2 separate regions of the Mus musculus genome follow, and region 2 is linked to region 1. A link is a loop called in an ENCODE intact Hi-C map of the cell type or tissue named here. Cell type or tissue: gastrocnemius. All regions are shown on one strand. Links, peaks and the distances in the headings refer to the core of each region. The heading gives the core; the rest is flanking DNA.

Evidence for each region. Hi-C counts contacts between places; a loop is a spot of excess contacts. Peaks named below come from ENCODE experiments on the same cell type or tissue, not always from the same donor. Only the 100,000 strongest peaks of a DNase experiment are listed, where the experiment ranks them.
Region 2: a loop joins it to region 1, with 2.2 times the contacts of the local background. A loop is called at or near these places in 3 of 42 quality-filtered maps.

What each region holds. Positions count from the first base shown.
Region 1 is chr9:62,846,335-62,849,247 of GRCm38, forward strand. It overlaps Cln6 (ceroid-lipofuscinosis, neuronal 6), which reads left to right. Exons shown (of 7, transcript NM_001033175.3): 4 at 632-820; 5 at 1,251-1,306; 6 at 2,775-2,897. It also overlaps the pseudogene Gm10653. Among named protein-coding and RNA genes, the nearest start is that of Cln6, 9.0 kb to the left of the region's middle. In gastrocnemius, for the core only: a CTCF peak has its summit at 1,517 (motif pointing right); DNase peaks (open chromatin) are centred at 1,553 and 2,506; H3K4me3 peaks cover 467 bases; H3K27ac peaks cover 549 bases.
Region 2 is chr9:62,903,130-62,906,042 of GRCm38, forward strand. All of the region lies in intron 7 of Pias1 (protein inhibitor of activated STAT 1), which reads right to left. Among named protein-coding and RNA genes, the nearest start is that of Calml4, 46 kb to the left of the region's middle. In gastrocnemius, for the core only: a CTCF peak has its summit at 1,280 (motif pointing left); no DNase peak of the experiment used is centred there.

The sequences.
Region 1 (2,913 bases), core at 224-2,723:
CGTCTGTTAAGAGTGCTGACTGCTCTTCCAGAGATCCTGAGTTCAATTCCCAGCAACCACATGGTGGCTCATAACCATCTGTAATGGGATCTGATGCCCTCTTCTAGTGTGTCTGAAGACAGCTATGGTGTACTCATATACATAAAATAAGTAAATTTTTACAAAAAATTTAAAATGAAAGACATTTCAAATCTCTAACAGTAGGAGATTACAGTGGCCTCAAGATTCAGTTTCTGTGGTTTTTAGAACTTCCACGCTCATTTCATACACCCTGACATTTTCTGTTTGCTAGGGCCTGCCACTCAAAACTCAGATCTGTGCATCATGCTAGCCCACCTAAGGCACACATAGGACACACTGAGGTAGTGGAAGGGCCAGGCCTGGTCAGGACGCCTACCTTGAAGCTCTGATCCCGCCTCTAACTCTTCCACCTCATGTTCCTGGAGAGGAAGTGTGAGTTCGTCAGACCCTGCTGGGTTTACACTCCACCATGATCAGTAGCTAGGCTGCCCTGCTAAGGAACTCACAACTTCCAGAGGGACTTTCTATCCCGTTTTTTTTTCTGAGGGAAGGGTTATCACACATCGTAATTGAGGCAGGGGCATGCCATGGCCCTCATTCTTCACCTCAGCTTATTGAGCGGTCCCCCCGAACGCTGCCGCGGTCTATAGTCTATGTCAGCATCATCACTTTCATCATGGGAGCCAGCATCCACCTGGTGGGAGACTCAGTCAACCATCGCCTGCTCTTCAGTGGGTACCAGCACCACCTGTCCGTCAGAGAGAACCCCATTATCAAGAACCTCAAGCCGGAGACTCTGGTGAGGCTGCCTCCCCTGCCAGTCCTCATGACTCCTGTAGCCCAGGCTGACCATAGATTGTATAAGTCGGCAAGGGTGACCTTGAACTCCTGATTCTCCTGTCTACCTCCAAATTACAAGCATGCACCTAAGTGAGGGAAGGCACTGTTGTCTACTGTCACCCAAACTAGTATGCTCCTAATTGCAAAGGGACACGGTGTCTGACTGGCTGTGGGGTGCACGTCTATAACCCCAGCACTCAGGAGACTAAGGGGATTGCTACAAGTTCAAGACCGGCCTGGTTTATATAGCAAGACCCAGTGACTGGCTCCTCATGGCCCATCTGGTACCCTAGGGAGGGAATGAGAATGGTGTGTGTGGGTGGAGGGTAGAGAGGGGGGCAGGGGTGGGTCCCAGCCCCCCTCACTCTGCCACCCCTGTGCCTTCTCAGATCGACTCCTTTGAGCTGTTGTACTACTATGACGAGTACCTGGGCCACTGCATGTGGTGAGTGACCGGCTGACTGCTCTAGGTTCCATCCAGGGTCCAGGCACCAAGAGATACTGGACAAGGCTCCCTGGATCCCAGGTCTCCAGCTATTGAGTGGAACATCTGGGATGGTATTCTCTGCTCAGTGAAGGTTTTATGAGTGGGACCCCTGGTCAGCATGCTAGGAAGACCCAGCTACTTTCCTTTGGCCTTAAGGGGGCCTCCTAGAGCCTCCTTCCTACATGAAGTTCCCACAGCGGCCACTAGAGGGCAGCAAGCAGATGCTCGTCCTCATGAGCCTGGGGTTGGGGAGGGTGGAGCCTAGTCCTGATAAACAAACACACAGAGAGTTGTGGGTCTGGTGCAGGAGACAGTTGTGGGCGTAGAAAGCTGAGAAGATCCAGCAGGGCCAGGTCTGGGTGCCACAGATTGTATTCCCCATCTTAGAACATTCTCCCAGGGGAATCTCTCTACCATCGCCACTACTGCTGCTCTCAGGAAAATCTCAGGCATGAGAGGTCAGAGTCAGAGACACAGGGCTCAAGTAAAGGGTTTCCTCTTCCTTCATCCTACACAAGATGAACTAAAGCCAGAGGAAAGAGGTGAGAGCAGTTGTTAGCTAGGAGGTGATGGGCTAGCACTGCGAGGCGCTTCCCTCCACACATGCCCAGCACTGGTGTCTCTGGGTCTGTCTGAGGTTATAGGTCTTCATCCTCTTGGTTCAGAAAGGCCTCTCTTGCCAGCTCTTCCTGACCTTGACAGATAGATGACTCCTCCCTTTGGAAGTAGGGAGAGGAGGAACAAGCTGAGAACTCAGGAGAGGTTGGGGGGGTGGACTGGGGATTGAGGGTCGGGGTGTCACTGGACAGAAAACGGTTGCATGTGAGCAGGAGTGATGAGCAAGTGTGCCTGTGTGTGCCTGTGTGCTTGCGCACGTGTGTGTGTGTGTGTGTGTGTGTGTGTGTGTGTTGGAATAGAAAGGGAGCCCTCCGTGTGGAGGGGGAGAAGCCATACTCTCGGATGGGATAGAGACTGTGGGCTGAGGGTGAGTGAGGGCCTTCACAGCTCTCCTTGGCTCCCCCAGCACTGTGTTCTCTCAGACCTCAGCCCTGCTGGGTAGCCCAGTAGCCAGGCTAGTGTGGCACTGGACTTGCTGGTATTTGAGGGACATGGATGGGACAGAGCCTCTCATCCCCTCATCTCCATGTGGAATGAAGGACAGGGCGGGCACCAAGCCCAGAGAGGGAAGGCAGGCAGGAGGTGGTTACCATGGCGCCCACTCCTTCCCCTCAGTTTTAACACAGGAGCCTTTGCATGAGAGTTACCTTTTAGTTTCTGTTCCTCCCACCTTGACTCTTAGGGCAGAAAAGGCTGGAAGTAGAGCAGTGTGCATGACATGCCAACACGGTGACACACTAGGACCAGTGGGAAGGTGGTGGGGACAGCCCCTGGCCAGGCGTGTGAAGCTGTTGCCTCTCTGTCACAGGTACATCCCCTTCTTCCTCATCCTCTTCATGTACTTCAGTGGCTGTTTCACCACCTGCAAGGCTGAGAGCCACATGCCAGGACCTGCCCTGCTCCTGGTGGTGCCCAGTGGTCTGTACTACTGGTGAGTGGACATTGGC
Region 2 (2,913 bases), core at 214-2,713, 57 kb after region 1:
TAGTTAGTATTCTAAGATACTAATGATTTTCTTTAAAATTATGATTAATTTGCATTCTTTTATTTTAAAGGAAAGTAATAAAGAACATGATAAAAAATAAGTTTGCATAGATAGAAAATGAACAAAACATTTATTATAACCATACTAACTCTACTTTCAAATTATAAAAGAAAAAGTCCAAGTATTTCTTTAGCATGTAACTGAATCTCATCATTTGCCTGTAAACTCACTTTGTGGTCTTTAGCAAGTCAGTCTGCCTCTTCCGCTAATGTTATTTACAGTAAATCCAGAAGTCACACCAGACACTCACTCCAACTTTCTATAATCTTCAAAGGAGGTACTAATATTTTTACTTTCCATGGCTATTCTTTTATTGTCCTCCAGTTTACTATAAAAGATTCTTTATATTTCCCATGTATGGCAATTTGAGTAAGAATGCTCCCTTGCCTGGGACTGGCACTATTTGAGAAGGATTTGGAGGTGTGGCCTTGTTGGAGGAGGTGTGTCACTGGGGGTGGGCTTTGAGGTTTCAAAAACCCAAGCCAAGGCCCAGTCTCTCGCTTTCTCCCTCTCTGCCTATAGATCAGGATTTAGCTCTCAGGTAATGCTCCAGCATGTGCCCTACATGCTCCCTGCCATGATGATAATGGAGTAAGCCTCTGAAACTGTAAGTAAGTCCCCAGTAAGAGTCGCCTCAGTCATGGTGTCTCTCCACAGCAATAGATCCCTGACTAAGACATGTGTAAACCTGCAGCAGCAGCTACCTCTGATGACAGGAACCAACATAAACACTGAGTCAGGAAATATCCAGAAAAAATATTCTAAAAATCTTAGAAACAGGGGCCTGAGGTAGAGTGGTTGTAAGTATAACCAAGCACAGTTTCAGAGATGTTGCACAATAATTATGACCACAATGCTAACATGGGAAGCACAAACTGATAGGCAGATGTCTGTGCTGACTGCCACTTGCAGAACTAAGAAGACAGCCTTTATGAAATACGTGATCACACCGTGTGGTTTGGAATTTTTAGATGGCCCAAGTTTTGGACATAATGGTTGTCTCACATTAGGGAATCTCAACATAGAAGCACATCTGAGTTACATCTGGAACATTCTATTTTGTAACTGATCACATTAGACTGGGGAAGAGGGACATGAATGGGTGGTTTAAAAAGCTCCACATAGGGGCTGGAGAGATGGCTCAGTGGTTAAGCACACCAGCTGCTCTTCCAGGACCCACAATCACATGGTAGCTCACAATCATCTATGAGATCTGGTGCCCTCTTCTGGTGTACAGGAATACATGTAAACAAACATTGTAAATAAATAAATCCACACAGATTCTGATGCCAGATTAAGACATTATTTTGTAGACTGGAAATCTGAAGTTTTCAAAGTCTGTATGTATTTCTTATTCTTAGGTTAACTTTCATATCCCCAAAGCCATAAAACCTCTGGACTTTAGTTTGGAAAAGAAAGTCATCAAGACACTATAATATCAACAAATGTAAATTAGGAAGTTATTTATCCAACCTTAGCTAATCCTTCATTATAAAATAATTTGAAAGAACATTAACTTAATTAGCAGGGCAAAGTGACTTTGTAAACCCAGGAGGATTGCTGTAAGACCAGAACACCCTGGTCTATAGTAAATTCCAGGATAGCCTGGGCTACAGTATAAGACCCCCGTCACAAGACAAAACAAAATCCCAATTAACAATAACAAAACCCAACTCCCTACTCCCCAGTAAGAACAAGTAGTCGTGTCTCTGAGGAGAAGACTGAGAAGTCTGGGAAGACTGGCGTGTGAGTTCATGAACTAGGGACAGAAGAGCAGTCCTCAACATGTAAGGGAGCTGGCAAGTGGGGAGGACACAACAGAAAACATCCTGGAACGTAGCCTCTGGGTTTTAGTATTCACCTCAGCACCCCAGGGCTCTCAGCCATCATCACTGGTTTCTCTGAGCCTTCAGACTTGTGCTCAGCCATGCTTTCCTGCTTCCCCAGCTTGCAGATGGCACTGTGGAACTTCTCGGCCTCCAAAATCAAGTAAGGCAGTTCCTCTATTGTTTTTCCCTCGCAGTCTTTCCATTTTTACCCTCCTGGTTCTCACTCGCTCTAGAGAATCCTGAGTGAGACACCATCCACCCTGCACTCCTTTACCAACTGGCCCAGCGGGCACCGCCTACACAGTAATGGGAATAGTAACTGTCTGAGCTTTGGGCAAACTTGTGCTTAATGCAGCAACAGCATAATATCGGCCTTGAAATCCAAACTCCGCGGTCACAGAGGAGGTCACACTGAGTAGGCAGTAAGAGAACAGTTCCCCGAGTCACGAAGTCAGAATTCTGACTTGTCAAGTCACTTTAGTAACTTTTTTCATAACTTGGTAAATGAGAACAACAGTTATCTCACAGCACTGGATTAAATGAGTTTAACCCAATGAAGAATGTATTAAACTACCTAATATTTTTTTTGATAACAATCTTTCTCTTTTATTTAATTTTTATTTATTCATTTATTATTTGTAAGTACACTGTAGCTGTCTTCAGACACTCCAGAAGAAGGCATCAGATCTCATTACGGATGGTTGTGAGCCACCATGTGGTTGCTGGGATTTGAACTCAGACCCTTTGGAAGAGCAGTCGGTGCTCTTAACTGCTGAGCCATCTCACCAGCCCCTAAACTACCTAATATTATATTTAATCAATGCTAGCAATTCTTACTTAAAATAATTTGCATGCTCCCTCTCTCTTGGAGATAAGGTTTTTTTAAATTACATTTGTGGATTTCTATTACAACAAGCAGACAGACAGAAATCTCCTTTGCTATATGTAACAGACCAAATCCTACTCTTATGAAAATATATTTTTTACATGTGAGCCAGTGCAGGCTCTGCATCAAGTGAGAGCA